Linked DNA regions of Mus musculus: all the other regions are linked to region 1. Evidence: chromatin loops called from intact Hi-C (ENCODE). Cell type or tissue: left cerebral cortex. All regions are shown on one strand. Each heading gives the region's core, and the rest is flanking DNA. Links, peaks and the distances in the headings are about the cores only. Region 1 holds the start of Pitpnc1 (phosphatidylinositol transfer protein, cytoplasmic 1). Region 2 overlaps Pitpnc1 (phosphatidylinositol transfer protein, cytoplasmic 1). Region 3 overlaps Pitpnc1 (phosphatidylinositol transfer protein, cytoplasmic 1). Region 4 overlaps Pitpnc1 (phosphatidylinositol transfer protein, cytoplasmic 1). Region 5 overlaps Pitpnc1 (phosphatidylinositol transfer protein, cytoplasmic 1). Region 6 overlaps Pitpnc1 (phosphatidylinositol transfer protein, cytoplasmic 1). Region 7 overlaps Pitpnc1 (phosphatidylinositol transfer protein, cytoplasmic 1).

Region 1 (4,361 bases), core at 287-4,286:
CACTCTATTTGCTCCGTCTCGCGGAGCTGTTCTCTTTCCTGGAACTGGGGAACATTTTATGAGAGAGAGAGACAGTAGAAGTCAATGCTATCTGCAACAATTCAAGGGACCCTGGTTTTTTTTTTTTTTTTTTTTATTTCGATGACAGTGCTGACTGTATCTGCTTTCAAGAAATGATTTTCCTTTTCCTGGATCAAACACTGTGGAGCTCAGGGAAAGGAAAAACAAACAAAAGCATTACCAGCACGCTCCTCCTGGCTTGGCTATTAACTAGTTGCGCAGCCTGGAATACAGCATTTAACCTTGTTTTGTGGGGGAGGGGAGAGCAACCAAAAAAGTTTCATGACTGACTTCAAACTTACTTTATAGCTGAGGATGACCTTAAAGTTTCTAAAATCTCTCCAGCCTCCACCTCCCAAGCGCTGGGATTATTAGTATTTATCAGTGGAGCAGCCATTACACCCCAGAGACTAGAGACCAGAGGCCATGTAGAGTCAGGGGAGAAGGGAAAGACACAGAGACCAGACATGGACTCCCCAAAACTCGGGCATTTACTTCCTTGGCAAAATCCAGTGAGTGCTAATTAACGTGCAAAGTTAATCAGAAGCAAGCACCAGAAGGTCCACACAGGTTACACCAAGTCCAAAGGGAGCCAGAAGCTGAAGCCAATGTTGAGCTACCAGAGACCACTTAATCTGCAGGAACCACCTTCTGCTACCAAACACTTTAGTTACTCCCCAGCACTGAGTATTAAGGCCAGCTAGCAGGGCACCACCATGGGATGGGAGAAGCTCTGGGGTAAGCTACAGTTTAAAAATTCAGATAGAATTTTTTTCTATCTGAGACCTCCAATCTAAACTGACAAAGCAGAGAACAATTTCACAATAAGACCTCAGGCTGAGGATGTAGCTCAGAGGCAGAAAGTTGTTTCCCCTGCTCAAGGCCACGTTCAACCCCCAGAACCACAAAGAGTACATAATAAAAAAATAAATAAAAATAAAAGTTAAACATCAGAATATGACCTCATAGAAATGGAATCGCACTTACTTTAGTCTAAACAGGTTTCACGTGCAGGATTTATAATTATCCTATAGGTAGAGCCTGGCTTCCTTGGCCGATTAAGAAAAGTCATTCTAGACAGGGGTGGCAGCACACTCCTTTGATCCCAGCACGTGAGAGGCAGCAGAGTCAGGTGGATCTCTGAGTTTGAGGTCAGTCAAGGCTACAGAGAAACCCTGTAGAAAGAAAGAGAAAGAAAGAAAGAAAGAAAGAAAGAAAGAAAGAAAGAAAGAAAGAAAGAAAGAAAGAGAGAGAGAAAGTAAGAGAGAGAGAGAGGGAGGGAGGAAGGGAGGAAGGGAGGGAGGGAGGGAGGGAGGGAGGGAGAGAGAGAGAGAGAGAGAGAGAGAGAGAGAGAGGGAAAAGAGAATAGAAAGGAAAAACCATCCACCTAAACCATTCAAATGCAGTTATTACACTGAATACTTAAACAAATGCGGGGGGGGGGGGGAGGGGGGGGAGATGCTGCCCTGTGCTTAACAAAGTATCTGAAGGAAACCAACCAGGATAATGAACAGATGTTAGCATGGAAGAATGGCTGAGCCCGGTGACATACACTTAAACTCAGCAGACAGATCTCTGTGAGTTCGAAGCCAGTCCGGGCTAGATAGTGAGTTGTAGGACAGCCAGGACTACATAGAAAGAACCTGCCTCAATATTTGACTGAGTCCCATTGGCGCCCTAGGATGGCACAGTCCTATCTATTAACCACAGTCAAAGCAGGAAATGAAGTGGAAGCATACGGACACCTCCAGGTTGCCCTGGTCCTGCTCAGCAGTCCCAGAGGTGCGAAGACAGCATGTCCACAAAACACCAGCACCAGGGAGGGGTGTGTGTGTGCACGTCCAATCCCATTCATTTGCCTTTCTTCATTCTCCACAAAGCTGTATGCTGCTTCCCCATTGATAAGGCACCTAACTACCATTTAAGACCTAGTTCAAAATGCTGCCACCCCAGAAACGCTCGTTGATAAGGCTGGGGGTGGGGAGAGGGGCATGGCTAAGCTATCCCTCTCGGTCTTTGGCAGCCAGTGTAGAGTGTCAAGTGTTTTGTAAACTTCAGGCTACTTTGATCCTACCTTGGATTGTCCTAGGGTCTCACCTTAACACTGGCGCCAGATGCAGAAGGAAGATTGCCCCCACCACCACCACCCTGGGAGGTGGGGGGGGGGGCAGGGAGCCAGACATAGTCTGAGTAACACAAAAGCACAAGGCCCCTTTCACAAAGTAGTGAGTAGATCACATGTCTGATAGATTAAATGCACCGGTTTTAAATACAAATACGTCGTGGATCGCTGATTTCATTTGTTGCCACATCAAACCACAGGAGTCTTTCCCAAATTGCCTTGATTGGCTTCATGTTCTGGCTGTGTGTCCCTGGACAGACGCAAAGCACTTATGAAATATCCAAAGAGGTGGGGAGAAAGGGGAACGAAAAGGAAGCCCGGGCCGGAGTGACCCTCACTGAGTCACTGTTTCCTCAATGGCGGAGCTCGCGGATAGGGGGGACGGGGGGCGGAGAAGGAATCGGAAGAATGCAAGCTGACCTGCGCGTGGAGGCCGAGCCCTTGAGCGGGGAGCCCCCCACCCTGCAGCCCCGATACTCAGAGCCAGGAGGGCCCGGCCTGACGGCCTGGAGCGCCCTCCGGTGGCCGCGCCGCAGGCCCCACCACTGGGGCTCTTCCTAAGACCACGCTCCCCGCCGCGGAAGGAACGAGACACGCAGAAAGTTTCCGAGCCAGGCGGTCAGCAAAGGACAATCCAGATCGCGGAGGGAGCCTGGATGCTCGGCTGGGCAGGAGCCAGCGCCTAGACCGGAGGCGACAAGAAGTCGGGTTCTAAACGGACCCTCTCCAGGCCTCCCACATGCCCCCAAGGCGGGACTCTGGTCTGCAGATCCCACCCGCGCGGAATTTGTCCCTGCAAGCCCACCTTGTAAAGAGGACATGGGGACAGTGGCTACCACCACGGCCGGTTACCCCGATACTCCGGCTGCAGAGCATGCTTGGGCTCTTATACTCTGTGCATTTGCTTAATTGGAGGGAGGGGGCGCAACAGCTCCCTGTGACGCATTGTGGTCCCCAGGAATCTGATTCTAGATGTCCCCGAAGAGCTCACCTGGACTCCCCCGCCCCACCCCCACGCCGCCTTTCCTCTGCTGGGGTGACGAGTGGGAACAGCGAATCCCCTGCCTCCTCCCCCTCCAGCCTCCAGGTTTGGGCGCCAGGGTTTCCCCGCCGCACGCAGTGGACCCGCCGGCCGAGTGGTGGCGGCTGGGGACCCGGAGCGGGCGAGGCCGGGCGCGGTGCCTACCTCGTCCACGGTGAGCGGCATGCAGATTCGGTACTCCTTGAGCAGCATGTTCCTGCCGGCCGCAGACCTCGGGAAAGAAGGGGGCGTCCCAACAGATGAGCAAGGCTGGAGCCCAGAGGAGGGCAAAGACGCTGGGAACCGGCAAGCGAAGCAGCCCCGGTGGTGCGCTCAGCTCCTAACTGCCTCCGGTCCGCCCCGGAGCATGTCAAGCTTCGGGTCCCGGTGTCTGTGACTCCCCCGCCTCCTTCCTCGCAGAGATCAGCCCTCTCGGTATTGCAAAGTCAGGCACTGAGGGAGGGAGACCCGCGGGAGACAGCTCGGATCAGCAGCCCCGGGCTGGTAGGCGCGGCCACCAGATCAGGACATGCCCGGCGGCGGGCAAGAGAGGCAAAAGGAGGAGGAAAAGGGATTTCCACAAATTCAAACAAACGCACAAAAGTCTCCTCTGGATCCTCCTCCGAAAGCAGAGCTGAACCTGGCGAGCCCCCTTTTTCTCCTACCCGTCTACCGTGGGTTAATGTCACCAGGAACACATTGCCGCGGGAGCAGGCGATGCTGACTTTCCAAACAAAGGCTCGATGGGCTCCTCTCCCCGGGCGGTAAACAAGATTTCCTGCTCTTTTTTAGGGCCAGTCCCCGAGTCTCTCCGGAGCTCAGCTGAGAGAGAAAAGGGAAGCCGCAGCCGCCAAGGCTCTGCCCTGCTCTGGGCCCCGGGTGTCTTCAACCTAGGCGGTTGGCTGCCAGCGGCTTGCGCGCGTCCCCTCCCCCGAGTCCCTCGGCTCTGAGAGCGCCGTGCGTGCCCGTGAGTTTGCAGCCACCTCGCCGCGACTGGAGAGTCCGCGCCGAGCTGCAGTGTGCCTGGGGCAGGGAGGTGGGTGCGGGAGGAGCGAGAGCGACGAGGCTGACATCAGCAGCGGCCGCGGCGGGGAGGGTAGCCCCATCCGGCCAATGGGGAAATGGCAAAGAATGTGGAGGATTTAAACAAAACAGCAT
Region 2 (4,361 bases), core at 358-4,357, 54 kb before region 1:
TTAAGGAATAAAATAATTAACTAGGCATGATAATAAATGCCTATAATTCCAGCAACTTGGGGGTGTGGGGCTGAGGCAGAAGGACACAAGTTCAAGGCCAGCCTGGGCTACATCATGAGACCCTGACTATAAGTGATAAACAAGCAAATAAAGACTTGGGATGCTGGTTTCACGTGTGTGATGGCCCAGTGCTGCCAAATAGCAAAACCTGGGGTTTGGAGTCTGAGGAATATGGTAGTCCCAGATACAGTTCCATGGTAGCCACTGGCCTTTCATGGGCAAGGTATTAGGTTCAATCTCTAATTACTTCCCCCTCAAATAAAATAATCAGAAACATAATTATCTCCTTGCCGTACCCTTCCCAAATCAATTTCTGCGGTGCCTTGGCTAAGCTCACTTCGAGTTCTTTCATTGTCAATCGAATTCATTCGGACACAGAGGAATTTTTTTTTCTTCTCGTCTCTAGGCAGAAAAGGATCCAGAACAGGGTGAGCTGTGAGATGCAGGGACCAAAGCCATCTAGAGGGAAGGACCACCTGTGGCCTCCGGAGGAGAGGGGGGCGGGGCGAGAAAAGAAAAACAAACCAGCCAGTCAGAGCGACCTGGAGGCCGACTGGAACCGGGCTAGCAACTCAAACCTTCTGCACCAAATGCCCGAACAATGGCCCCTATTTATGCACAGCTCCAAAGGCTCCTTGCATCAGAAGGCACCTTCGAGAATAAACCGGCAGCTAATTCTCCTGGTAGCAGAAATCCACTCTCACGGGAAACAAAGCCCTGCTCTGTTACTCAGAAGAAGGATTAAATCCAGCGGGATAAAGGGAAACAGTTCGTTGCCAGGTCACCTCGGCAAGGCTGAGCACGGAAAACCAGAGTGTTCTCATCTCGCCCCCACTTTATAAAGTCTTGGGTTGGTGTTCCTTAAATTTAAAAAAAAAAAAAAAAAAAAAAAAGCAAACAGACAAAATCACCCTTGTCACAATCGACAAGCAAGGTGCTTGGGGCTGGCAGACTCTGCTGAAGTAGCTAAGGTCCAAGCCCTACATTCTAATTTCAAAAGTAAGCCTTCAAAGTGGCCAGCCTCTTCTTGCCTAAGAAGCAGTCTCCTTCCCAACCTGCTGACTTCATGTCCTGAGACAGCTTCTTAGTTCCAATCCTCTGGGGAAAACAGACAAATAAACAGACAGACAAACAAACGACAAGTATTTCCCCCAAATGACTTGCTTCAGGGGGCTTGCCCACCCAAGATCCAAATTCCTTGTGAACTCCACCTGGAATTTCAAACCTGGATTTTGAAATCAACAGAAGTGCTCTTTTTTTTTTTTTTTGGCAGAGAAAAACAAAAAAACAAAACAAAACAAAACAAAACAAAACAAAAACAGGGGAAAAGAAACAAAAACACACGCACAAACAAAACAAAACCAGGGTGGGCAGCTATGTAATGAAACCAAACTGGCTGTGAGTTGGTTGGTATGATAGGATGATGATTATAATGTAGGTAATCACATTATTTTATGTTTGCTTTGTTTGTATTTGAATGTTGACACAGTTGTCATGTCCATCACCATCATCATCACCACCACCACCTTCATCATCCTCACCACTGCCATCCTCTAGGAGCTGGAGAGATGCTTTAGTCGGTATAGTGCTGGCCACTCAAGTTCGACCCCCAACAAGGCACACAGGTGCGGGCTGAGGAGGCTGGAACTGACAGGTTCCCTAGAGGTCACTGGCCAGCCAGGCGGTCTGGCAAAATCATTGAGCTTCAGGTTTACTGAGAAACCCTGTCTCAAAAAGTAAGATAGAGAGGCTAGAGATGGCTGCTCTTCAGGAGGTCCTGGGTTCAGTTCTCTGTGGACGCTGTATAAATGCAATAGGCATACATTCATGCAGGCAAAACACCCACACACATAAAATAATAAATATATGTATTATTTATATATATGTATTTACACAGGGATTCCCCTCTGCCAAGCTATGGCTTATCGCAGGACATTTCTAACTACAAGCTGCTTTTTAGCTCACAGACCCAACTGTATTCATTTACCCGTTTGACATGAAAAGCCCTGGCCAGTCTCCTCAAGGAACTGGCAGCGGATCTGAGGGCACAGGTAAACAGATAAACCATCGTCCAGTGGTGAATGCAACAGCCAGGGTAAGAACAGGACAGAAACACAGAGCTTCCGATAGGAAAGCAGGGCGAATAAGCCAGCCTAGGGGGGGTCTGGCTAGAAGCAGGCAAGTAGAATTCTGCAGCTAGGCAGGACTATTTTGGGAACAGGGGTACAATTCAGACATAAGCAAGAGCATTGGAGCTCCCAAGTAAAGGCTAGAAGGTGGTTAGAGAAAAAAGGCACAGGGCCAGGCAGGATAGGTACCCCTGTGAGGGGAATAAGAGGGGTGTGGTGAATACTGATCCAAGGGAGCTAGGTTTTACTTCTGCAATCAGGAGCCAGTGAGAGCCATGATTGCTGTGGATCTATGAGGAAGACAGCTGCGCAGAGAGCCTGGGAGTGAATTTTTGCAACAGAGCCAGGATTAGGGTGAGTGGGGGGAGGTATTTGCCTCAGGTGCGAAATTTAAGGGGATCAAATATGCAGATCAATATTACTTGAACGCAGTATGTTTTAAATATTAAAGTAAATGGGGGAAAAAAATATGTTCCGGGAAGATGGCTCGGCCAATGAAGCACTGGTCTTGCAAGCGTTGAGGGCTGAGTCCCTGGAAGACGAGAGAAAATGCCAGAAGCTGTGCTTGTCTCTAATTACAGTGCTGAGGACTCGGCGATAAGTGGGTATCTGGGCTTGCTGGCCAGTCTAGGCTAATTGTTGAGCTCCAGGTCAATGAGAGAGCCTATCTTAAAGGAAGTGGATGATACTCCAGGAGACACGCACACTGGTACACACACGCACACACACCAAATATATACACACATTCAAAATAACTATAATAACAAAATATAACTATAATTATATAAGCTAATATAACTATACATAAGGAATCCGCCACAAAGATTCTCCAACTTAAAAGGACACACTGTTACTACTTCTATCAAGCTATCCCATTTGTGACTGGAACGCCCCTCAGCTCTTCCTTAACCCTGTAATATCCAAAATAAATTCAAGACTACCCAGTACCTTCCCGCTCAAAAGTACTTTCCAAACTGTACTAACAGGCCAAGTACAGAACCAGATTTAAAAAAAAAAAAAAAAAAAAAAAAAGGACTCACTAAACAAATACAGAAACATAGTTTTAACGGTCAAAACTTCTAAGATTACAGCCACCAGAACAAGATTAACAATTATCCTGCCCCCCCACCTCAAGCTAAAAACCACAAGGACAGACAAAATGAGAGTCACCCTATACAAACCAACCAATGTCCAAAAAGGTTATTGGTTACACCAATTAAAATAAGCCAGACTACCCTGGTGCCTATATCTGGCCCTTACAAAGGTATAAAAGTGTGTTCTCTCTTTGTTCTGGGTCTCTCCTCCGGCCTGCGTGCTGACAGGGGGTTCCCCAACATGTTGGATAAGTAATAAAATCCTCATGCATTTTGCAATGATGGTGGTCTCTGTGGTCTTTGTGAGAGAGGGTCTTTTGACAAACTACAACAGCCCTCCCTGTCCATTTGCTTCACGATGCAGGAGTCGATCCGATGAGAACCTACACAAGAGTTCATATTTTCCTTTGCCTCACTCAGACGCCAATGTTCCCTGCCATGTCAGAGAAATCCCTGAGGAAGGAGAGTCCTAAGTGACGGTGAGAGGTCAGCGAGAGGATTTTGACCCAGGAGAAGCCAGAAACACATCTAGGGCTGAAATGAGCAAGGGCAGAAACAGCACAGAAGGAAGCTCCAACTTGGCTCAGGGTGAGCAGAATTCGTTTCTACCCAAGGAAGTCACAAAAGGATCCAGGGACAAAGAGCCCATTCTCCTGTTCCTTCGTATCACTCTGTTCCCCATTCAATGAGTTCCTAACTAATTAAGTGGAAAGGCAGAGCTCAAATCCATAGACACACACACACACACACACACACACACACACGGAGAGAGCCTCGTGCACTCTCCAAACAGCAGGGTGCACTAATGAATATTCAAAGTCCCAACCATTAGCAATGACTAAGAATCCCAAAGTCTAATAAGTTATTTTAGTGACACACTTCTGTCATTTTTCCCTCATCCTCTTTTGCATTCGTAGGACAAGGAAAAAGAGTAATTGAAGCAAGCGCTCAGCTCTCCAGTCTAGCAGTTATATAGCAGACTAAAAGAGAGGCTGGCAATGCTTGCTTCCATCTGCCTGACCCAACTGAACCAAGGAGCCGAGCCGCCTTCCGGGTTGCAGGCGCTAATCTTCACTGG
Region 3 (4,361 bases), core at 113-4,112, 140 kb before region 1:
CAGCAATGATTCAGCAGGGCCCGAAAGGAAAATGGAATTAAATTAGTCCCTGCTACTCCTGTCACTTAAATGATCTACACTGTCACATAGCCCACAATTCTGAGAGAGAGTCTGTCACTCAAAGTCACTACCAGATGTGAAAGAAGGACACTCTTCCTTTTCTAGGAAGGAAGAGTGAATTAAATCCTTGCTTCACACATGGGCCAGGACGGATCCTCAGAATGGCCTATCTTAGCAGCCTGGAGCCCTAGCAACACTGCACACTGGAATGTGAAAACGTGCTGGTGCGGGCGACACTGCCTCTGCCTTCACAGTCCTTAGATGCCTTTGTCCTTGCTTCTCACAGACTTCAAGCACTCTCCCCATGTTTGTTCATGCACGCGCTCCTCTGTGTGTGTGTGTGTGTGTGTGTGTCCATCTGTCTGTCTCTACCTCTCATCTTTCCATAACAAGGCTAAAGTTACAGATCTGCAGTCAGGTGTTCTGAACACAGGTCCACACACCTGCAGCAAGTGCTGTGCCCCACGTGCTCTCTCCCCAGTCCCTGTTTGTGCTCCTACTGTGGTGGCTTCTTGGCAACACAGAAGAGGCGGAGTTTGCAGATGAGAGTGCCCTCCCCTGTGGGAGGTGGGGTTGCCACATGCAGAATCCAAGTCCCTTGAATCGGAACATAAACATTGCCTCCCGTCTTAATGAGACTTTGCATTAGATGTAGGGAAAGGAAGGGGCTAGCCTGGTCCAGGCTTTTGGAAGCCTCTGCTGGAACGGCATGAGGTCATCAGCAGGCTGGAAGCTTTAAGGAGCCAACTGCTCACATCAGCAGTATCTTCAGGGCCGAGACAAATCCACTGGCCCCACGCCCACTAGGATGTCACTGGAGCAGTTGGCAGGGATGGAGGTGACAGGGTGGGCAGCAGCAGTACTTTTGACATGTTCTCCAGTTAATGAGATGGGGACGGAAGGAAATAACAGGTGCCAAAAGGCAGGTTAGGAGGAAGTCTCTCACACACCATAGTATTTTTCTATAGCTTTCTTAAATATATATATGTATGACGCAGCCATGAAGACACTCCCTGTATTGATTGCGTGATGTGTTATTTACACTTTGTATATAGAACACAGAATCTAAAATAATATTCTGATCTATTGTAATTACAGCACACTCTCTGTCCTTCCCATCTAGAACTTTGTTGCAGCCCTGACATCTAGAATGGTATTAGTTGCCATATGTGTGTGCATGTATGTGTATATATGTATGTGCATGTGTATAAGTATATGTGTGTGTTTGCAGCACTAACTGGAAATGAAACAGTAACTTTACCAATGACTACATCATCGGACACCACAACTTAGTACTTGTGAGCCTGGTATACATACATGTGTGTGTCTGAGGGTGGGACATGTGGGGGAGCCGGAGAAAGATCTGGGGATCCCCATCTATCACTCTCTACCTTATTCCTTGAGACAGGGTCTCTCACTGAACTTGGAGCCTGTCTGCGGCCAGTGAGTTGCCATAGTGCTGTTTCACTCTCCAGCACCGTTAGAGTTAGTGGGCTACACAGCCATATTTGGCTTTTAATATAGGTGTTGGAAGCCAAACTCAATGTTACCCATTGATCCATTTCCTCAGTCCCGCAAGATATTTTCTAGTGAATGAGGCTCATCCCTGGATATCTAGAAGTCAATAATGACCACGAAGCTTCTCTGAGAATCCATGGAGATAGGCAATTAGGTCAGAGAGTCTGACACTTTCTCGGTCACCTGTTGCCTGGACAGCAGGCTCTCACAAAGCCAAACACGCTTGGCTGGACACGGGGATGACTCTGAGGACGATCTGGGAAGTGGCATGAGTTTGCTCAGCAGATCTGGAAGAGGTTAGAACACCGGAAGGGGAAATGGGGAAGAGAGGCTCAAGCCAAGGCAGCAAGAGTTGCTAAGTAACAGGACCAGCTGCTGAGCTGCACCCTCGGAGAGGAAGGATTCAGGACTTCTAGAAGCGTTGACCTCTCCTTCGCAGCTGGCATGAAGCTCGTGGCAAATGCTGTGCTCAGTCAGGCTCTCTTCCTCACGTAGGCTTGGTACCTCAGATCATGGTACGGTGCTAACATAACCTCACTGAGGCCTGATCATCTCAACTTCAATTAACCTCCTGGGTTAACCCGATTCAATCTCCCACAGATGTGTCCAGAGGCTTATCTCTCAGGTGACCTTCGGTTCCCCGAAGGTGACAGTCACCATTAGGCACCATATTCACCTTCCATGTTACCAGGTGAGAGTTTTATTTATAATCACTACCCCAGAATCTGACTAATATTGTGATGCCAGTTGAAAACAGGGATTATGAAGGTGGGCCACGAAATGTTTACTTGGTTAAACTTGGTTAAAGGAACGGGACCTAAGGCCCAACGGCAACCAGCAAGTGTACTGTGACAGTGCTGGTGTGATGGACTTATTCAGCATAACACACCTAACCCACCAAATCCATCAGGTGCCCCAAAATGTAAGTCACATCCAACAGGGCCCTTGACTTATGAAAAGGGCTGGAGGGCAGAATAATCCTGTAACCTCTGGAAAGTGAGAAGGGACTTCTAAGATAAATGGTACCCAACTAGACAGACACTCTTCGAAAGAAGATAGACAAATGGTCAGAGCGTGTAAAGAGATGACAGTGTGGTTATAAGAGACCTGCACACCAAAACCAAAAGAGTCTAGGGTGATGGCTCAGTGGGTAAATGTGTTTGCTGTGCAATCCTGTGGACCTGAGTTCAAATCCCATGAGCCCATGTTGAAAGCTGAACATGGTTAGCATAGCCCTGTGTGTAGTTAGTGTACAAAAATACAAGTTTCATCGTGAGATTTTCATACACACACACACACACACACACACACACACACACACACACACACAGACCATTGCTCCTTGTTCAAGTTCACCCCAGCATCACCCTCTCCAATCAATCAATCAATCAATCAATCCCCCCTCACAACACACACACACACATACACTCTCTCTCTCTTATATAGAGATTCACACACTATATTTTCTTCCTTCCCTGTGGCCTGTTTTTTCTACCCTCCTTTCAGACATCTTTCTACCCATCCACGGCCCCTTCCACTATCATGTCATTACGAAATGATTCTGTGTTCAGCCAACTAATCTGCAGTCTGTACATCACAGAGTTTGGGTTTGGAACAAGGGCTAGAAGGATGGAGAGGTTGGGAGTTATCCACAGCAATTATGGTAGTGAAGGCTGGAGGCATCAGAGGTGGGGGCAGGTCACAGAAGATACCTTTGGGTTCTGCTTAAAGGCCACTGTCATCCCGGGTTCTTGGCCCATTCTGGAGCTGCCTTTATTCCTGCCCATTCATTTGACTCCAGAAAATTCTGTGGGTCCCCAACATCCTTCCAGTAAAGTGTCCTTTCTGCTTACAACAGACTTTCTTTTGCTGGCAGCCTCACTGATAGAACCTCAGATTGCTTTTTTGGCCAGTCTTCCATTTATCCCCATAGATCCCTTACACATCAGCCAAAGTGCACTGCTCCCTGAGAGATGAGTGTCTGAGATTTGCTTGGTAATAATAATTATGGCTCAATCTATCTCCCCTTTGAGCAATTTTCTTCTTTCTACATTAGCTGAAGAGTAGGCCCTGGTTACACGGGCTTTGAATATATCCAGGCATGCCCATGGATACACTGGGCAATGTTTCCAAACCCATGCAGATAGATACAAAGAAGCATCTACTCACTCTGCCCGTTTGTTAACTCAGGTCCACAGGACAGTCCATGTACAAATAGAACCTATGACATGGGTACCGAGGACTCCATAGCTACAGGCAGTCTGTCCTTCAAGACAAAATTCCTCAAGACACCCATAAAAAAATCAGACAGATTCACAAATGTTCAACCCAATCAGCCATGGGCCCTCCCTTGATCAGAAAACAAGAACCATGCCTTGACCCCTAAAGGACTCCCCACAAAGCTGTATACTTGATTGCATGTGTAAGATTTCAACACACAGGTAGGCGACTTATGATTACCAAGAAGTCTGAGGGGCTGGAGAGATGTCTCAGCGGTTAAGAGCACTGAATGCTCTTCCAGAGGTCCTAGGTTCAATTCCCAGCGACTACGATGGTGGCTCACAGCCATCTGTAATGGGATCTGATGCCCTCTTCTGGTGTGTCTGAAGACAGCTACAGTGTACTCATATACATAAAAATAAATAAATAATTCTTTAAAAACAAAACCAAAGAAGTCTGAGGTTACATGTACACATGACAATCATATGACTTTTGCATGCAGACCACGGGTCAACATGGAGTAGCTCAAGGCCACGCGTTGCCACAAAGCAATGGATTTGATT
Region 4 (4,361 bases), core at 203-4,202, 85 kb before region 1:
GCAGTCACATCTTTGCGACAGGGGAACACTTACTCACAGGGCCGTTCTTTAAGGCACACGTTATTAAATCCCACAGTCCTTTAATCCACACGGCAGACTAAAGAACTTAAGCTGCCCCAGAGATGCCATCCTCAGGCCGGGGCGCACACACTGCGATTCTTTTTACTCTTGACATCTTCAGAGTCATCTTTAATAATTTCCCCCTCTCTCCGATGTCCCTCGCTCCCGACACTGCCTCTGCAAGTTGTTTCTTCTCCCAGCTTCTGAGGGACTCCCAGGCTCTGGAATCCAGCTCACTGCCTGGGGGATACAAAGACGCAAAAACAAAACAAAACCAAAAAAAACCACACACACACCCCCAAACCCAGGGGCGATGGGAGCTTCTGCGTGTTCCACCCGCTCCACGCAATTCCCACTGTGGTCCCGGGGAAAGCTCCTGGGGTTGTTTCCTTTTGTTGGGGTGGTGCGCTAGGAGACGGACGCACACAGACACGCGATGAGGTGCTGTAGCCACGTGGTTAGATGGAGGCGCTTGTGGCTAACAGCCTGGGTTCAAGTCCTGCCTCTGACTCTCCCCATCAGGACTCATCTGGCCTGAGTTCCCTATCACCCTTTTCTTAAGGTAAGACTCCTAGACGTAACCATCTTTTTTTGACACAAGGTCCAAGGGTCAAAATAAAATGAACCCCGGTAGTCTTGACACTGAGGCTATTCAGCAGGTTGCTTGCCTAGCATGTACGATGATGCCCTAGGTTCAATCCCTAGCACTACATAAAGCCAGTCTGGCGGTACATGCCTACAATTCTAGCACTCTGAAGGTGACGTTCAGGGCCATCCTCGGCTACGTAGGGAAGGTCCATCCTGGGCTACATGAGACACTGCCTTCCCTCTTATTTCCCTAGACCTTGCCATTTTGTGTGTCCCCCTCCGCCGGTCCAGACTAATTGGTAGAGTAAGAGCCAGCACGTCCTAAATTAGCTCCTCAGCCTTAAATATTCCCCAGAACGAGGTCAGATGTAAATGAACAACGACAGAGCCCCCCGGAGGATCAGACCCGCGCACGCACTGACTGAAGTAAGGATGAATGATTTGATGACAAGGCAGGATGGTCCCAATTTAGAACCACAAAACATCTCAACAGAGGCTCATGGTTTTAATGTGGAAAAAATGCCTATAAATGACCTCAGGCTTCAGAGAAATCTAATTAGGCAAAGCTGAGCAGAAACAACAAGTCTCTGAGAGGAGCGTTAACGCTCATCGCATGGAAAAGAAAAAGGGATGGCAGAGGGACTGGAGAGAGGGCACAGCCAGCAAAGGGCCTGCTGTGTAACCTGAATTTGATCCCTGGCAGTCACAGGAAAAAAAAAAAAAAAAAAAAGCTAGGTACAGATGTGGCCGCGTGTTATCCTAGTCCTGGGGGGACAGAGAGACACAGGAAGGTCCAGAGAGCTCATTGGCCAGCCAGTCTGACTGGCAGGGGGCTCTGGTTCAGTGAGAGACCTTGACTCAGAAAATAAGGTGGAGAGGGACCAAAGAAGATGCCTCTGACTTCCATACCCATGGACACACATGCATACAAATCAGATGGTTAATAAACTGGACTCAATACGGTATATGTATGTATGCACCACACCCATGGGCACAAACGTGTAGCACATGTACCACACACTCATACAGATCAGATGGTTAATAAATTGGACTCAGTAGGGTATATATATGTACATACACACATATAGATACATGCATATGTGCATATATACATACATATATGGGACAATAATAATGATGAAGAAGGGATATAAATTTGAGAAGGGGTAGAGAGGACACCAGAGCCATTAGAGGTGAGAGCAGGAAGGGGAGAAATGAGAGAAATATAGTTTTCTCATACACAAAATTCTAAAAACAGCCGGGCGGTGGTGGCGCACGCCTTTAATCCCAGCACTTGGGAGGCAGAGGCAGGTGGATTTCTGAGTTCGAGGACAGCCTGGTCTACAAAGTGAGTTCCAGGACAGCCAGGAATATACAGAGAAACCCTGTCGAGAGAGAGAGAGAGAGAGAGAGAGAGAGAGAGAGAGAGAGAGAGAGAGAAACAACCAGAAAAGACCCACAGTGTGAAGCCAAATGCCCTGGGCACAAAGGCACAAGTATGTGCTGACAGCCCTGCAGGGAGCGCTCCCTGGTGGCTCCCAGGAGGGTCAGTAGATGATGGATGGATAGACAGCCAGATGGATTTTCTCGGTCTGGGAAATCAATAAGCCTATATAGGTCACAAGTATTTTTCTAAGAATATTCTAAGAACTGAACTGGTGTCACCCTTCCACGAGCCGGCCCCACCCTCATCCTCAGGAGAATCGTATTCCAAAAGGTAACACTGCTTTGGGGCGCTCTCATGATGAGAAAGAAATGTTGTTGCTGTCATCACTGTGATTCCGACCCTCCCTGTTCTGAACTGGGGTGGACAGAGGGAAGGATTTTTTTCTACACAGGCTTTGGCTGTGAAACACCCTGACAAAGTTGGCCGCTAGTCTGACTTCTGTCCCAAATGGGCTTCTTATTCATACAAATCAAAACACATTCCTTGTCCTTCCTGAAACATCCTGCAACCTGCAGAACATGCAGAGAATGCAACAGGTCCTCTAGCTCACTCCCCAACACAGTCCAATGCGACAAGCCAGAGACTCTACAGTCTTAAAAAAGAAAGAAGGAGGGAGGAAGGGAGGGAACAATAAAATTCTACCTGAGATTCCTACCAGCAGTGAGAGCAAACTGGGTAACAGGCAGAGTGACTGCATTAGACATCCAGGAATCTGGAGCCAGGAGAACAGAGAACAGGCCACCCGGCCTACAGTAAGACTTGACCCTTAACATAGCTCAGATTCTCATCTGTAAAACCAGACAATTAGATGGTTTTTAAAGGTCTTCCCAGCTGTAAAAATCTTTACTTTCAGAGTGTTAAAGGCAACACAGTATTTTTCAAATGTAGGCCTCATTTGTAATATCACTTTTTAAAGATTATTTTATTATTTCTAAATTATATTTACGTGTCTGTGTGAGTGCCTCTGCATGTGTGTGGAGACAAGAGCTGTCTGAAGCCCCAGAGCTAGAATTACAGGCAGTTGTGAGCCCCCAGGTGCATAAGAAGCCCCAATTATTCTTAGGCAACCTTTGCCCCCCAAAAAAGACTACGAAAACAGTGAGTGGTTTTGGCTTTAGTTTTTTGTTGTTTGGGGATTTGTTTTTTCTGTTTCTCTTCAAATATCTTATTTCACTGCATGACACATGAGGAAAACCCCATCCGAAGCAGGTGTGTCCACTGTGTTGTAAGAGATCACTTATGGGCTAGAATTATAAATAGAAGCTCATTAGGCTTCGGAAAGCTCTGTGCATAAAGCCGAATTTTTAAAATAAGGATCCTTGAATGAATGTTATGTACGCTGCATTTGTGCAGTACCTGCAAAAGCCAGAAGAGGGCGTCAGATCCCCTGGAACTGGAGTTACAGGCAGTTGTGAGCTGCCATGTGAGTGTTAGGAATGAAATCTGGGTAGGTCCTCCAAAGCCATGCCTTTAACCACTTAGCTTCTGTTCCTAGCATCCAAGTTGGGAAGCTCACAACTACCTGTAACTCTAGCCTCAGGGGATCCAGTTTCCTTTTCTCATCCCCTGGGACAACTGCAACTGCATGCACAGACAAAATGAATCCTAGACTATTTTAAATCACCACCAGCACCATCAACACCATCAACATCATCACCATCCTCACCAATGTCGCCACCATCAAAACCATCACCATCATGACTATCACTACCATCATGACCACCACCACCACCATCATCATCTTCTATCAAAGGAACAATTCTCCTAGATGTACCTTAGAAATAATCTGTGTGAGATAACCATATTCAATACCTCAGAGCCATAAGTAAGAGCTGAAAAGTTTTTCATTTAAAAGATGGTTTGGGGGGCTGAGGAGATGGGACAGAGCTTAAGAGCATTTACTGTTCTTAGCACCATGCTGGATGGTTCACACAGCCTGTAGCTCCAGGGGAAATCAGACTTCCCCCTCTAGCCTTGGTGGGCAATGCACACGTGTGGTATACACGTGCACGCACATTTGCAAACTCACGAACACACACACACACACAGAGAACTCACGAACACACACACACAGAGGAATAATTTTTGGTGCTGTTTTGCTTTTTGAGACAGAGTTTCTTTAGCCCATGGCTGTCCTAAAAACTTGCTCTGAAGACCAGGCTGGCCTTGAACTCAGAGTTCTGCCTGCCTCTGCTTCCAGAATGTTGGAATTAAAGGGATACACCACCAACACCTGGCTTCATGAATAATTTTCTTAAGAGATAGT
Region 5 (4,361 bases), core at 334-4,333, 150 kb before region 1:
GCTCCCCTTCTATAGCCACAGCTGTAATGGTGTTCATAGCCACTTAACTATGTATACCAAGCTAACCTTGAACTCATGGCGCTCTTCCTCAGCCTCTGGGGTGCTGGGACTATAGGTGTGAGCCACCACCATGTGGTCCTCTCTCTGCCATCTTAACTTGTCACTATGAACGGTTCTGTTTCCACCCAAAGTCTCTGAACCCCTCAGGACGTTTGCAGAAGAAATCTGATTCTATTTATGACATGTGTTTCAGGCCATGATTTGTGTGTTCACTACTGTATTGTCTGTGAAGGTCTTCAGTTCTGTGCCCGACAACGCTGTCTTGTTTATCAATGTCCCTTGGCTAGAGACTTCCTTACTAAGTGTGGCCTCTAACATCTGCAACTACACTCCCCTCTTGTGCCTCTTCCTTTGCTGGATCCTTCCTTCTCCTCTTCTACATTCTCCTTCCCTCGTCTTTTTTTATTTCCTGTTTTTGAGACAAGGCCTCCTTATGAGGCTACTTTTCTTAGTTACTTTTGCATTGCTGTGATAAAATGTCCACAGAAACAATTCACAGGAGAGACTTATCTTGGCTCCCGGTTTTAGAAGGCTCAGTCCGCCACAGAGAAGAAGGCATGGCAGAACAGTTCAGATGATGGTGGTAGGAGCCTGTGGCAGAGACTGTTCACATAGTCAGGGGTTGGGATGCTGAGAGACGGTATAGCAGGGGCCGAGTGTAACATTTAGAGGTCTACGTCCGGTGACCCGCTTCTGCCATATAGGCCCACCTTCTAAAGGTTGTCCCCAAATCGAACCATCTAGGGAATACTCTGTACTCAAACTACAACAGTAGCCCAGGCTGCCTCAGTCTCTTGAGTGCTACAGGGCCTGCCATGGTGAGCCCATACATGGTCCTATTTCCAAAAAAAGGGACATTCACTTATTCATCCAAAACTGCACAGCACTGGAGTCAGGGTTAACTGCCCAACAGAGATGAAAGTATTTTTCCTCATCAGCTAACTATGTCTGCGTGACCCTGGAGAAGGGACACCTTGGAGACCTTCATTCTTTTCGCTTCCATGGCTGACCAGATGGTTCTCCAAACAAGTCCTCGAGGTCTGATATAATAAACACATCCTTCCCCAGCGTTGTCCCTGGTTCCGTCATTATGTAATTTAGTAGTTTACACGACACGTTGGCTGGGACTCCAAGGCAGGTGTGGAAGGGATCTGTCTCCATGGTGCCATTCCCGGGAGGAGAGTCTGTGCTCTCCTTGAGTGACTGGTGACAGACTCTCAGCTGTGGCTGTCCCTTACTCACCTGTGCAGGGTTTGTCTAGGCTAACCCTAGGCCTCACGGAGACACAACACAGCTCGGGGAATCGATCGAAAGAGTCATTTGATTCTCCTTAGTTATTAGAATTTGGTCGTCCTCTTTCATCTGAATCATTCAAATGAGTAACAGTAGACCATCCCAAGCTCACAGCTCGGTCTTTTTGTGGAACAGCTGCTATTTTAACTACCAGACAGTTGTGTCTAGGGCTAGCGCTTTGGCTCAGTGGGTGGAGTGTTTGCTTACCGTGCACACAGTGCTGGGTCTAACCCCCAACACTGCATCAACTGGACCTGGTGATGCATACCTGCGAGCCCAGGTAGGATGGTAGGAAGCTCAAGACTACCTTCAGCTCCATAGCCAGTTCAAGGTCAGTTTGACCTACATGAATATAAAGGTGCATCATTTGCCATGGTCTCTTCCATGGGTTCTTATTGAAGATGAATTTGATGGAGGGGTGTGGTTATAGCATCAATATGTATGCACCCACTGAACACTGTAGGACACTCTTGTGAACATTACAAAACTTCAAATTCCTACAAGAAGGAAGGAATTCTTCTCTTATAAGAGTGTAACACAGGGGGCTTGACACTGTTGGCTTGTGTGGAGGTTTTTCTTTTTCTTTCTATTTTAGTTCAAGAATAAAAACCCCACATCATCAGTTCAGATGGCAGCTAATGTCTTCAGTACCTTCCTTTGGGACTTGATAAACTTTAGAAGAGCTGGTGGTTCCGAAGGGCTGGCTAAACGATCTACTGTCTGGAAGAACGTTGTCACACTATTCTTGGTGTAGTGTGTAATTAAGATCCCCACCCCACCCCCATCCCATAATCAAGTTAAAGATATTTTTTCCACTTCTTGGACAAGTGACGTCTCTATATAATACACTCCCAGTGACGGAAAAGCTTTTTATTTCTTGATAACTGGGATCAGGTTGACCTCTAAATGACCCTACATAGAAAGTCCTCCTGTATGGGTATTGTCCCCAGCGAGGGGATAGGTTAAGGTTCAGGTGACAGACTGGACAGTCACAGAGAGCTACTGGTGAACTTACTACAGCTCTGGATGACTGCTAACGTGCAGGATCATGGGTTTGGAGTTTGTAGGGCCCCAGGGGCTGCCTTTCAAAGAAAGAACTCTCTGGCAGTCTTGGGAGAAATTCTGTTTTGGGATGTAGGACAGGAAATCTTGAACTTGAGAAAGACATCAAAAAGAGAGGCAGTTAAGATGAAAGGATTGGGGGGTAAGGAGCTCAATTAGACAGCGGTGCAGCCGGGAGAGAGGAAGGCAATTGAGAGCATCCGCCAGCCATCCCGGTGCAGAACCGTGTTCAGAGTACAGGGTGGGCAGAGAGCGTGAGAACGCGGCCCAGCCCAAGCCGTGGGTGGCGGCTGCAGGATGTGCTATGCAGGCCTGCAGGAGTGCACCTGGAGCCAGAGGGAACATTTCAGATCCCCAGTGGCCCGGGAGATGGAAAGAAAAGCAGGCCTATTTTGGAATGGAAAATAAACGCAGACTCATCAGGAACAACATGGTTTCCCTACGGAGACTAAACGTAGACTCTGACCCGGCATTTTGCAGCTTTCTGAATTGCTATCTTCCTGATGACAAGGATCCAGTGGCAGTACCTACCTTATGGTGCCTAGATCAGCATGCTATACACTGAATTGTCCTGTCCCTGCTTCAGTGTCAAAGCCCTAACTCCCAATATTTAGAGCTGAGACTTTAAGGAGGAAGTAGGTTTAGATATGATCAGAAAGATGGAGTCCCCAAGATGGAATTTGTTCCTTATAAGGAGAGAACAGAAAGTGTGCTTTCTTGACCGCCCATGTTACTTACCATGTGGAGAGAAGTTTGCTGTTTGTAAACCAGGAAGAAAGCCCACCCCAGGAACAGAGCTGGAAGTGATCTTAATCTTGGACTTCCAGCTTCCAGGAAGGGCAAAAAATAAATATCTGTTGTTTTAAATTGCCTAGTCTATGATAATTCATCTAAGTGTCCAAGCTACAACATGGCAGATGTCTGCGAAGTAAGTTCTGCCCTCCCCCAGGTTAACCACTATCTGCCAGACACGTTCTTATGTTTTACTTAGGCCATATATATTCCAATCATAACATTTACATACAACACTGAAGTACCGACAGGCTATCCTTGGCTACGTAGTGAGTTGAGGCCAGCCAGAGACATTCGAGACCCTGTCTCAAAAACAAACAGACAGACAAACAAATGGATAGCAACAACAAGCCTACCATCATCAACAAAAAGCCTGGGAGAGTTCAGCTGGTAAATTTGTTGGCAAGCATTTCGTGAAGCCCTGGGTTTAAGCCGTAGTACTAAATTAACTGGGCATGGTGATGCCTATCTGTAATTCCAGCATGCATATGGAGACAGGAGTTTAAACAAGAAAGGAAGAAAGAAAAGAAATATTGGTCTGTGGAGATAGCTCAGTGGATAGAAAGCCAGGCAAGTCCTATGACCCCAGTTAGATCCCAGAACCCAGAATGGAATGAGAGATCCAAGCCCTGGAAATTACTCTCAGGCTCCACGAGTGTGCTACGGCATTCACACACACCCTCACATGCAAATCACCCCCACACAACAACAACAGACACATTTCTCTCTTAAGAAGGAATACTGACAGTCATGTGTCCAATTGTCACATTTAACATTCCCCAGCTGTCCACCTTACCACCTATACCAAGCGTGACTGAGCCAGGAGGTGCCTTCCAAGGCTTTCTGAGAGCCCTTGCCTGGCCTTGGAGTTACCGTGGCATATCAGATGTGGCTAGGTTCCTGGTATATACCCTTAGCATTTCTTTCTCTCCCTGATCCAGAGGGAATCTCAGGTTGTTTTGTGTGTTGGGTTTTTTTTCTCTGTTATTTATTTGTTATTTATTTATTTATTTTGAGACAGAATCTTACTATGTGGACAAATGGTCTCATACTCACAGACTCTGACTCCTGACTTTTGGGATTAAAGGCCTGTCCCATTGCACCTGACTATAGATGTCTCAGTCCTTATAATCTAATTATCAGACTTGAGTCCC
Region 6 (4,361 bases), core at 167-4,166, 190 kb before region 1:
CTGCCCACAGTCCCTTACACCCAGTCATTCCGTTTCAGGGCAGGAATCTCTCTGAGATTAGCCTCCAAGGTCTATTCCAGTCACAATATCTGCTTCTGGATAGATAGGGTTGTATATATAAAGGATATAAAACCAACAAAAAAGGCTGTGGCAACCAGTTCTGTCAATTATTAGCTGTTCAGCCTTGGACAAGGTATATGTGTGTGCCTGTGTGCATATGTGTGTGTGTGTGTGTGTGTGTGTGTGTGTGTGTGTGTGTGTGTGTGTGGTGTTGGGGGAAGTACTCCACCACCCCTTGCTGAGCCAGGAGTGTGTGTATATATATATATATATATATATATATATATATATACACGCACACATATATACATATACACATATATGTGGACACACATCTCTTAAAAGCAACGAGAGCATCCACAGCGAGCCTTCGCTTATACGTTGCTATGAATGTTAACTGAGATGATATGTAGGGTACTGAAAGTATCAGGCATCATTCTGTATCGCTGGGACCTACCAAGAGCTCTGCTTCTTCCATCCTGATACAGTGCAGAAGCCTTGCCCTGTCTGGTACCACCTGCGTGGCAAATCTGGTTTTAAGAGCCGTCTTCCTGCCCATTCTTTATTATTTTACTGTCCATTACGGTCCTCGGGAATAGCTCACCACAAACACAGACTTCCAATGTTACCCTTACTTACCAACTAACACAATTTAGAGCCCTGACCCAAGATTATGAGCCACTAATGCAATTTCCCCCTCGCTAAGATCTTCATTAACAAAAGGTCGGGAGGGTTCCAGGAGGAAGATGCAAAACCAGAGAAAGCCACAAGCATCCAGTGGGGGGCCTCTAGTCAGGAGAGAGATCTAGTCCAAGGCTGGAAGGCAGTGGCCAGCTGGCAGGTGACAAGTGCCCAAGGACTTGGCTGGACGCTGGAAAATCTATCAGTGATTCTCGAGGAAGACTCTCAAAACGGTCATCTTTCTCCACCTGGGAGATATGCTGAGTGGTTTTTGCTGTGGGTATTTTGAGATGTCCTTTGTCACTTGATCTCGGCTGGCGAGGCACGTGGGGACCGAGAGGTTAGGAAAAATAAATTGCTCGGACATGGGGCTCTAGGAACAGAGTCTTCCACTCAGCTTTGATCCCGCCAAGGAGCTCTTAGGTTTATCCCCGGCTTTATTTTATTTTTAACTTATTTCCTTTGCCGTTGGGTCTCTGGGGCCAGACTTTCTTTCCTACTGTGGCATTCCCACCCAGATTCTCTTTTTTTTTTTTCACTCTCTCTCCACCCCCCACCCCAGGCCATGTATTAGCTGCTCCTTCTGGCTTAGCCTGTTCTGTGTTACTATAATGAAATACCTGCAAGCTAGGAAAGAAAGCTTATGAAGAAATGAAGACGAGCCGTCCTATACAGAAGCCTCTATGGCATGCATGTGCGAGTGCACAGACACAGACACACACACAGAGACACACACACACACAGAGAGAGAGAGAGAGAGAGAGAGAGAGGTGATACTTTGATCAGAGGACTTTTGGACTTCGCCTTCTCTGTTTTCAAGTGTGTCTGTGTGTGTACAGGCATGTTGATTCTGGCTTGTGACTCTCTAGAGATGCCTATGGCAGCTTCAGTCTCTTACTGGCAGGAATTCTACAGAGGCAGGTAGTACAGGAAGTGCTACATGGCAAGAGGCAGGGTGTGTGTGTGTGTGTGTTTGGGGGGGGGGGGTCCTTCTCTTTCATAATACCATTGTATTTTAATCACAGGGACCCACACTGAAGACTTAGTCTATTCCTAAGGACCTCTCAAAAGTCTACCTCTAAATATCAAAGCTGGATGTCACCACCCTCTTAATCCCTTGCAGGGGGATCAGATGGCAGCATCTGTGCCCTTGAGGGACTCACACCTCACATATCAACCGCAGCCTTTTCTCACTTTAAAAGTCTGCCCTGAGCCAGATTTAAGATGACCTACCCATGTCCCTCATTCATGCCTGAAGATGTAGAAAAGCCTAAGACACAGCTGCAAAGCCATTGTTCTGAAGATGCAGTGGACAAGCATTCCCTCGAGGGACACGAAACCTCGGAGAATCCCTAGTGATCGTTACTGAAAAGCAAGAGGCCATGTGATTGTCAGTGTGAGTCTTTTAAGGAATTCTTGCAGCCTTGGAAAACTTGCAAGGAGGAAAAAAAAAAAACCTATTATTAAAAACAACAAACAAACAAAACAAAACATAACCAAAAAACCCAAAAACTGGTTCTGTAAGATGGGAAAGACAGATTTCCCTTTCCTCACAACGAAGATGTAAACCTTGGACCAGGGGGTTAAAAACGGAGGAGCAGGGTCGGGGATGTGGTTTAGCCAGGGAGCAGGAAGCTCGGTCCTGTCCAGTAGGAATCTCTGCCTCTCTGCCGACACTGATGCTATTATCATCTTTGACATGAACCATCATCTCCTCCGCCGCCTCATTCTTGCCCCTGTATCCTGGAGGAAGTCACTCCCTCCTTTGTGATGGCTGGAGCACTTTCCCCTCTCTTGAGCCTGCTAGCTCCCTTTGCACTTTACAGAAGGGCCATTAGGTGGGGCCCTGTCACCATCTCCCAGGTAAGCCAACGGCTATGACGTTGGACTTTGAGGACTACTGAGTTCTGGGACTACTGCTCAGATTGTCCAAATGCATGAACAGGCTGTGGTGGAGGGGGGAGGCTAGAGTCTGCAAGGGTTTGATGTTGAAGAAGTTGTACATTTGAAATCACCAATCCAGAAAACAATTACAAAGATTCTTTGGGTCCCTGTGATTAAAATACAATGGTATTATGAAAGAGAAGGGACCCCCTCCTCAAACACACACACACACAAACAAACAAATCCAACAACCTAAAAGCACATTATAAGAGTCACCTGTCACTGATAGCATGTCACGACAGCCCTCAGCAATCTACCCTCTGCTTTCTTGCCCTCTGTCCCTGCTGGTGCTATCTATGGACCACTCTGACCCTTAACCACTGTGAGGCGCTACCCTCTGAGCAGAAGAGCCACCATTCTTATCCAATCAGTTGTGCCTGCTTGTAAGAATCCATCACAGTCATGCTTTGGGACTGGGCATTCCATTAAGGAGGTGGGTGAGGAGGTCACTGGACCCTCACGTGAGATTCCAGGCACTTCTTCCAGCAATGTGTATATGATTCTGCCCTAATTGCATATGGCCTAGGGGACATTAATCTTATACAGCTATGGGAAGCCATGATCCATCCACACCAGAAAGTGCATCCAGTGTGGCTGCTTTGGGGTCACCCATACAACTATAGGAAACCCCTCACCCACACTCTGATATGAAAGCAGCCAGTACTCCTTGGCTGTGCAGGGGGATTACTTTGGTCTGTTAGTGGGACCTTACTGAGGAAGGGACTGGACCATCCACCATTGACACAGGCCAGCCTTCTCCTCCCTCGACCTTTGCTTTCTCTCACGTCAGCTGACCTTGTTCACGTGCTCCCCTATCTCCCCTAGCGCTACAACCCCCTCCTGAGGCCCAGACATTGTTTACTTCCCTTCCAAGTCCAACTTCAAGGTCAATCCCAGGATACCTTTCCTGTCACCTCCCTGAACCCTCCGGTCCCCAAGAGACTCGGGCTGGGCTGCAGGCTCATTCTGACCTTGGCCTACTCCATTTCCCACACCCTGCAAACAACTCCTGGGCTAACTTGAGAACATTTCCTGTGCTCCTACGCAGAAATGCAGAGCCCAGCTGGGGAAAGGACAGTCAAGCAGGCTGGCGGCACCACCAACCACAGCTGCCCCAAATTGCCAGGCTGCAGAGACTGCCAAGTGAGCCTCTTCTCAGTCATCAGTTTCTCACCTTTGACCTTCACCATGCTCCTTAAAACCTCTTTCCTGGCTTCTTCTCCTCTAGATGACTTCTCCCCACATGCCTGAAGCTAGAGGCCACCGTGCACAAGCTAAATGGTTTTCTGTCCCCCTTCCCCCCTGTATCTACCCTGCCCTCTGACTTTTTCCTCTTCCTGGAAGAGCAACTATCTCTATGTGGTCTATCATGGAGAACACTCACTATCTGGCTTCCAGAGATGGCTCCTCCAAATTCTGGCCTGTTGGGTCCTTTATCTTTAGTATTTTACCATGAAGGGCTAATGCCAGGGGTTGGGATCGTAGCTCAGTTGTGTCATAGCGTAGCCAAGCATGCATGGAGCCTTGAATCCCTTCCCCAGTATTGCTAGGGTTGCTGCACTGGAGAGGAAGAGGCAAGGAGGGCCAGATGTTCAGAAAGCCTGGTCTCACATTTGTTTCTTGTATCCTGGCTGGTTTGTGTAGTATGCATGCATGTATGTATGTATGTATGTATG
Region 7 (4,361 bases), core at 334-4,333, 75 kb before region 1:
AGCCACCATGTGGTTGCTGGGATTTGAACTTCGGACCTTCGGAAGAGCAGTCGGGTGCTCTTACCCACTGAGCCATCTCACCAGCCCGAGACTTTCTATTTAGAAATAATAATAATAAAAAAACAAACAAAAAAAAAAAACCGTTTCTGTCTCCTTGCTTCTGGCAAAAGGAGCCGCTGAGCCGAAGGTAAAGCCACCTCTGTGTTATCCATCATCATTCCATCCCGCCACCTCTCTCCCAGAGGAGGAACCTGGAAGCAGCCCACAGCCCTGGCTCGGTGACTACCTTATGGCGCACCCAGGAATGAAACACTAGGCTGCTATGAGCCAGACTTAGAAGGGAGCTCCCACCTCTCTTCTTGTTACAGTCTTGAAGGCCAATGGGAGACCAGGGTCCCCAGTGGAGGTCATGCAAACTGGGCTTTGAATGCCACAGGAGTGGTAACGGTTAAGCCAGGCCTCTGAGGAGATAGATGCCCTGTGGAGACTTCACCCGTCGGTCTTGCCACAATGCAGACTCTGATCCGGGGTGGAGTCTGAGACCCTCAGGTTCTTACCAAGTAACGCATGCCTCTGAGTTCTCGGGCCACACTTTGGATAACAACACTTCTTCGCCCGAGAGGCCGAGTCAAAAGGGTTTAAAAGGGACACTCATGACCTAGCGCAGGCTCAAGAAGACCAGTCTATCTAGAGGGTGTGTGTGTGTGTGCGTGTGCGTGTGCGTGTGCGTGTGTGCGCGCGCTCGCACGCGCGCTCATCTATGTGGAGACCAGAGGTCAACCTAGATGGTTATCTCTCAGGTGCCACCTATTCTTCGATTCTCTGACTGGCCTATAGCTCACCAAATAGGCTAGGCTGGCCAGCCAGGGAGCCCAGGGATCCAACTGTCTCCATTCCCTTGGCCAACTCTACCTGTATGGGGGTCAAACCTACAAACTCATGCTCACATTGGCACGTACAACAGCTGAGCCAACCCTCCTGCCCCACCCCTGGGCCTTTACACTTCTCTACGGATTCTTATCTATAGCTGGAATGAAGGACCAACTGGCTGGACTGACTGTCTTATTTTTACTCTGTGACTGTTATGTGTGCTATTACATGAGTTTTGAGGCCAAAGGACAACTTGAGCCTAGGTCACCAGCTTCACTGGCAAGCCATCTGCTAAGCCACCTTGGCTGGCCTCATTAACCATTGATACCATGGGATTTGGTCTGGGTATTAAGGAGGGACCTTTTAGTGTTGTTTTGTTTTTATGTTTGTGTTACTTGAGTTAGGTTTTGCTGTTGGCCTAGAACTCAAGCTCCTTCTGGCATCTACATTCCAAGATGCTAGATTACAGGCGCATACCTCCCTGGCCTGCCTCGATATCTATTTGGCTTTCCCTTTGTGATGCTCTGGGAAACTAAACTTCCACACTAGGCATGGGCTCCATCTGTGAGTCTGTTCATCTATTTGAGACATGGTCTTAGGCCTATCAGATTGGCTTTGAACACACTATGTAGCTAAGCTGACTTTGGATTTTGAACCCTCCAGCCTCTACCTCCCCAGTGTTGTGTGCCTCACCTAGCCAGGGTTTGTGGAGTACTGAAGATAATCAAACCCATGACTTCACCATTGCCAGCCAGTGCTCTTATCATTGCCAGCCACAGAATCTCAGCTTTTATCATCAGAAATAGGAATACCTTGGCTTAACTTGATTGGTGCAGAAATAAATGGGTGACAGTTGAAAGAAGAGAGAATCTTGTCACCGCTGTGTGCGACCGTCTTCATTGTTTTCATTAGTGCTCCTCAATAATCAAATTTCACAAACAGTGACTATGCGCTGACTTTACAGACCCACACTTCCATGATGGAGCGCTCTCCGTGGCTCTGCTAATTCCTCAAGGTCTGATTTCTAAGCTGGCAGTTAGATCTACTGTGCTCCAAGGGTATCAGTTCTGCCAGTCTCCAACAGATGGCATCAATGGCTGCACATGGTCCCTCAGGCCTCAGCCTTGGCTTCTCCCTTAACCTTTGTCACCTTTGCTAGATCTGAAATGGCAACGTCAGAAATACTGAACAACTGGGAAAAGAAAAAGAAGGGGGGAAAAACACCCTAGGCCAAAATGCAATGTCTTCGAAGACAAATGAGAGTCGTAAAGAGAGTTAAAAAGTCCTCACGTCCCCCAGCTGTCCGAGGAAATGACTTTAGTAGAAACCAATGTACACCCAGCTTGGTAGGCGTTGTGTTGGACTGAAACCAAACAGGCTTTCAGCGACTAACGGGTGAGAAGTGCTTCTGTGTCCCCAACTGTCATAACAACCACAGTCAATTCTCGAAGCCCACACAGAAACCACGAAAAAAGCAAAACAACCCCCCACCATGAATCAGAGAGGCTACACACACAGAAGCACTTTTTGGAATCACTTCACACCGTCTGTGAGTTAGAACGTGTCTCCCCGTTTGGTTGGATGAAGGCTATGAGAACCATCAACTGTCCCCCCCAAGAAATCAAGGTCTTTCATGAGGGAGTGGATGGCTCAGTTGGTAAATTGCTTGGCTATGTAACACAATGACCTGAGTTTAGCTCCTCAGAAACCACGGGCAAAGATGGGGACGGTAGCTAGGAAAAAGGAGACAGGCTTGCTAGCTTGCCAAGGTTCCATTGTCTCAGAAAACAACTTTGGGGCTGGTGAGACAGCTCAGTGGGTAGACACTTGCCACTGAGCCTAATGACCTGAGGTTGACCCCAGGAGCACACATGGTTGAAAGAGAGGATTGCATTCTACAAGTTGTCCTCTGGGTGTGTATGTGTGTACGAGCCATCTGTGCACACACTAAGTGGGTATAGGTATAGGTATGTTACAACAACAAAAAGCAAGTTACACAGCTCCTGAAGAATGGTCTTGACTGGCAGGCTGGTGTGAACTATTTCATGCCCATGGGTCTTAGTATGGATGATCTGGTTGTGTGTGTGTGTGTGTGTGTGTGTGTGTGTGTGTGTCCCCTAAGGCCAGCCAAGATGGGATGCAGACGGGAAAACCAGCAGGGGAGGAAGTCAGCCCAGAAGCATCTGACACTGTCTGGGGACATTGTGATGGGCACCTCTGGAGACATGAGATGGTGATCATTGCATCCAAGAGTCAGGGGTCAGGGATGCTGCCGAAAGCCTTTCCTCCCCGCCCTCCCAAGTGTGCAAGACAGCACAATTAACTATTCTGAGGCACAAAAACACCACTCCAGGACCCAGGCATTCCAACCAAGCATTATATCACAAAAGTCAATTCTCCATCCTGGTCGCAGTAAACCCTCATCTCTGAGAAGACAGAAGTAAATGAACACTCGCCCCTTCCATGTTCTCTCTGATGTGGACCTTCCCACAATTCCGCCCTTGCTGACTTTCCTTTCTGCATCCCATCTTGGCTGGCCTTAGGAATCTCCCCACATACACACACACATACTGTCTACTGCGGCTTTCCCAGGATCCAATGCTTTCCCAGGTACATCCCACCACACGATTCAGGGAGGCTGCTTGCCTGTTTTAAAAACATCTCTCACACAGAGAATAAAATAAGTACTTGTGGGACCATTCTGATATAAACCAATGATCAGATAAGTAGATAGATGGAGATGAAGGGAAGGATTCCACTTAGTAAATGTGGAAGGATAGAGAGAAGTAGGAGCCGACTGGACAGCTGATGCGAGGGCTGCAGGCAAGATGCACTGGGGAATTTAATGCCAGAGGCCAGATTTCAGGACCTGAAGCCTCTCTTCAAAACTACACACTGGGATGGAGAGCTGGCTGGAGGGGGGTGGGGGGAGCGCGTTTAAGAACACTTGCTGTGAGCCGGGCGTGGTGGCGCACGCTTTTAATCCCAGCACTCCGGAGGCAGAGGCAGGTGGATTTCTGATTTCGAAGCCAGCCTGGTCTACAGCGTGAGTTCCAGGACACAGAGAAACTCTGTCTCGAAAAGCCAGGAAAAAAAAAAAGACTGCTTGCTGCTCTTTGCAGAGGACCACAGTTCTTTTCTCAGCACCCACCACTGGGTGGTTCCTAGTTGCCTAAAACCTATAGAAGGATCTGACACCGTCTTCTGAACTCTGTGGACAATTGCATCCATGCGCACGTATAGATACACACAGTTTTAAAATTTATATTTATTTATTACTGGGGAGGTTTTAACTATGCCTACAAATTCTTTTAAGTTTCTATTACATTTTTATTTATTTTCTGTGTGTGGCAGACAGGAGGCTGCCACAAGCTTTGGTGTACAAGTGGAGGTCAGAGCACAGCCTCGGCGAGTCAGCATTCGTCCCTGGCTGGGCGGATTCTAACCGTCAAACTCAGGTCCTCAGACTTGCTTAGCAGCAAGCACTATTG

Evidence for each region. Peaks named below come from ENCODE experiments on the same cell type or tissue, not always from the same donor. Only the 100,000 strongest peaks of a DNase experiment are listed, where the experiment ranks them.
Region 2: a loop joins it to region 1, with 3 times the contacts of the local background. A loop is called at or near these places in 15 of 42 quality-filtered maps.
Region 3: it touches region 1 in a loop (3-fold over the local background); 11 of 42 quality-filtered maps call a loop at or near these places.
Region 4: it touches region 1 in a loop (5-fold over the local background); 39 of 42 quality-filtered maps call a loop at or near these places.
Region 5: a loop joins it to region 1, with 2.8 times the contacts of the local background. A loop is called at or near these places in 4 of 42 quality-filtered maps.
Region 6: it touches region 1 in a loop (5-fold over the local background); 39 of 42 quality-filtered maps call a loop at or near these places.
Region 7: it touches region 1 in a loop (4-fold over the local background); 39 of 42 quality-filtered maps call a loop at or near these places.

What each region holds. Positions count from the first base shown.
Region 1 is chr11:107,466,523-107,470,883 of GRCm38, forward strand. Pitpnc1 (phosphatidylinositol transfer protein, cytoplasmic 1) reads right to left here and starts at 4,198. Exons shown (of 9, transcript NM_001359616.1): 1 at 3,369-4,198. The coding sequence starts at 3,416. In left cerebral cortex, for the core only: CTCF peaks have their summits at 2,706 (motif pointing left) and 3,331; DNase peaks (open chromatin) are centred at 2,718, 3,401 and 4,258; H3K4me3 peaks cover 2,691 bases; H3K27ac peaks cover 2,508 bases.
Region 2 is chr11:107,412,784-107,417,144 of GRCm38, forward strand. All of the region lies in intron 1 of Pitpnc1 (phosphatidylinositol transfer protein, cytoplasmic 1), which reads right to left. Gm11713 (a long non-coding RNA gene) reads left to right here. Exons shown (of 2, transcript XR_389089.4): 2 at 467-953. Among named protein-coding and RNA genes, the nearest start is that of Gm11713, 4.6 kb to the left of the region's middle. In left cerebral cortex, for the core only: no CTCF peak of the experiment used is centred there; DNase peaks (open chromatin) are centred at 640, 2,324, 2,411 and 4,019; H3K4me3 peaks cover 425 bases; H3K27ac peaks cover 3,038 bases.
Region 3 is chr11:107,325,672-107,330,032 of GRCm38, forward strand. The region is part of intron 2 of Pitpnc1 (phosphatidylinositol transfer protein, cytoplasmic 1); the gene reads right to left. Among named protein-coding and RNA genes, the nearest start is that of Gm11716, 8.1 kb to the right of the region's middle. In left cerebral cortex, for the core only: no CTCF peak of the experiment used is centred there; no DNase peak of the experiment used is centred there.
Region 4 is chr11:107,382,008-107,386,368 of GRCm38, forward strand. The region is part of intron 1 of Pitpnc1 (phosphatidylinositol transfer protein, cytoplasmic 1); the gene reads right to left. Among named protein-coding and RNA genes, the nearest start is that of Gm11713, 26 kb to the right of the region's middle. In left cerebral cortex, for the core only: CTCF peaks have their summits at 2,187 (motif pointing left) and 3,470 (motif pointing right); a DNase peak (open chromatin) is centred at 3,468; H3K4me3 peaks cover 75 bases.
Region 5 is chr11:107,312,972-107,317,332 of GRCm38, forward strand. All of the region lies in intron 4 of Pitpnc1 (phosphatidylinositol transfer protein, cytoplasmic 1), which reads right to left. Among named protein-coding and RNA genes, the nearest start is that of Gm11716, 21 kb to the right of the region's middle. In left cerebral cortex, for the core only: no CTCF peak of the experiment used is centred there; a DNase peak (open chromatin) is centred at 2,697; H3K27ac peaks cover 483 bases.
Region 6 is chr11:107,273,526-107,277,886 of GRCm38, forward strand. The region is part of intron 5 of Pitpnc1 (phosphatidylinositol transfer protein, cytoplasmic 1); the gene reads right to left. Among named protein-coding and RNA genes, the nearest start is that of Gm11716, 60 kb to the right of the region's middle. In left cerebral cortex, for the core only: a CTCF peak has its summit at 2,567; DNase peaks (open chromatin) are centred at 2,589 and 3,728; H3K27ac peaks cover 322 bases.
Region 7 is chr11:107,391,715-107,396,075 of GRCm38, forward strand. The region is part of intron 1 of Pitpnc1 (phosphatidylinositol transfer protein, cytoplasmic 1); the gene reads right to left. Among named protein-coding and RNA genes, the nearest start is that of Gm11713, 16 kb to the right of the region's middle. In left cerebral cortex, for the core only: a CTCF peak has its summit at 1,952 (motif pointing right); DNase peaks (open chromatin) are centred at 1,944 and 2,286.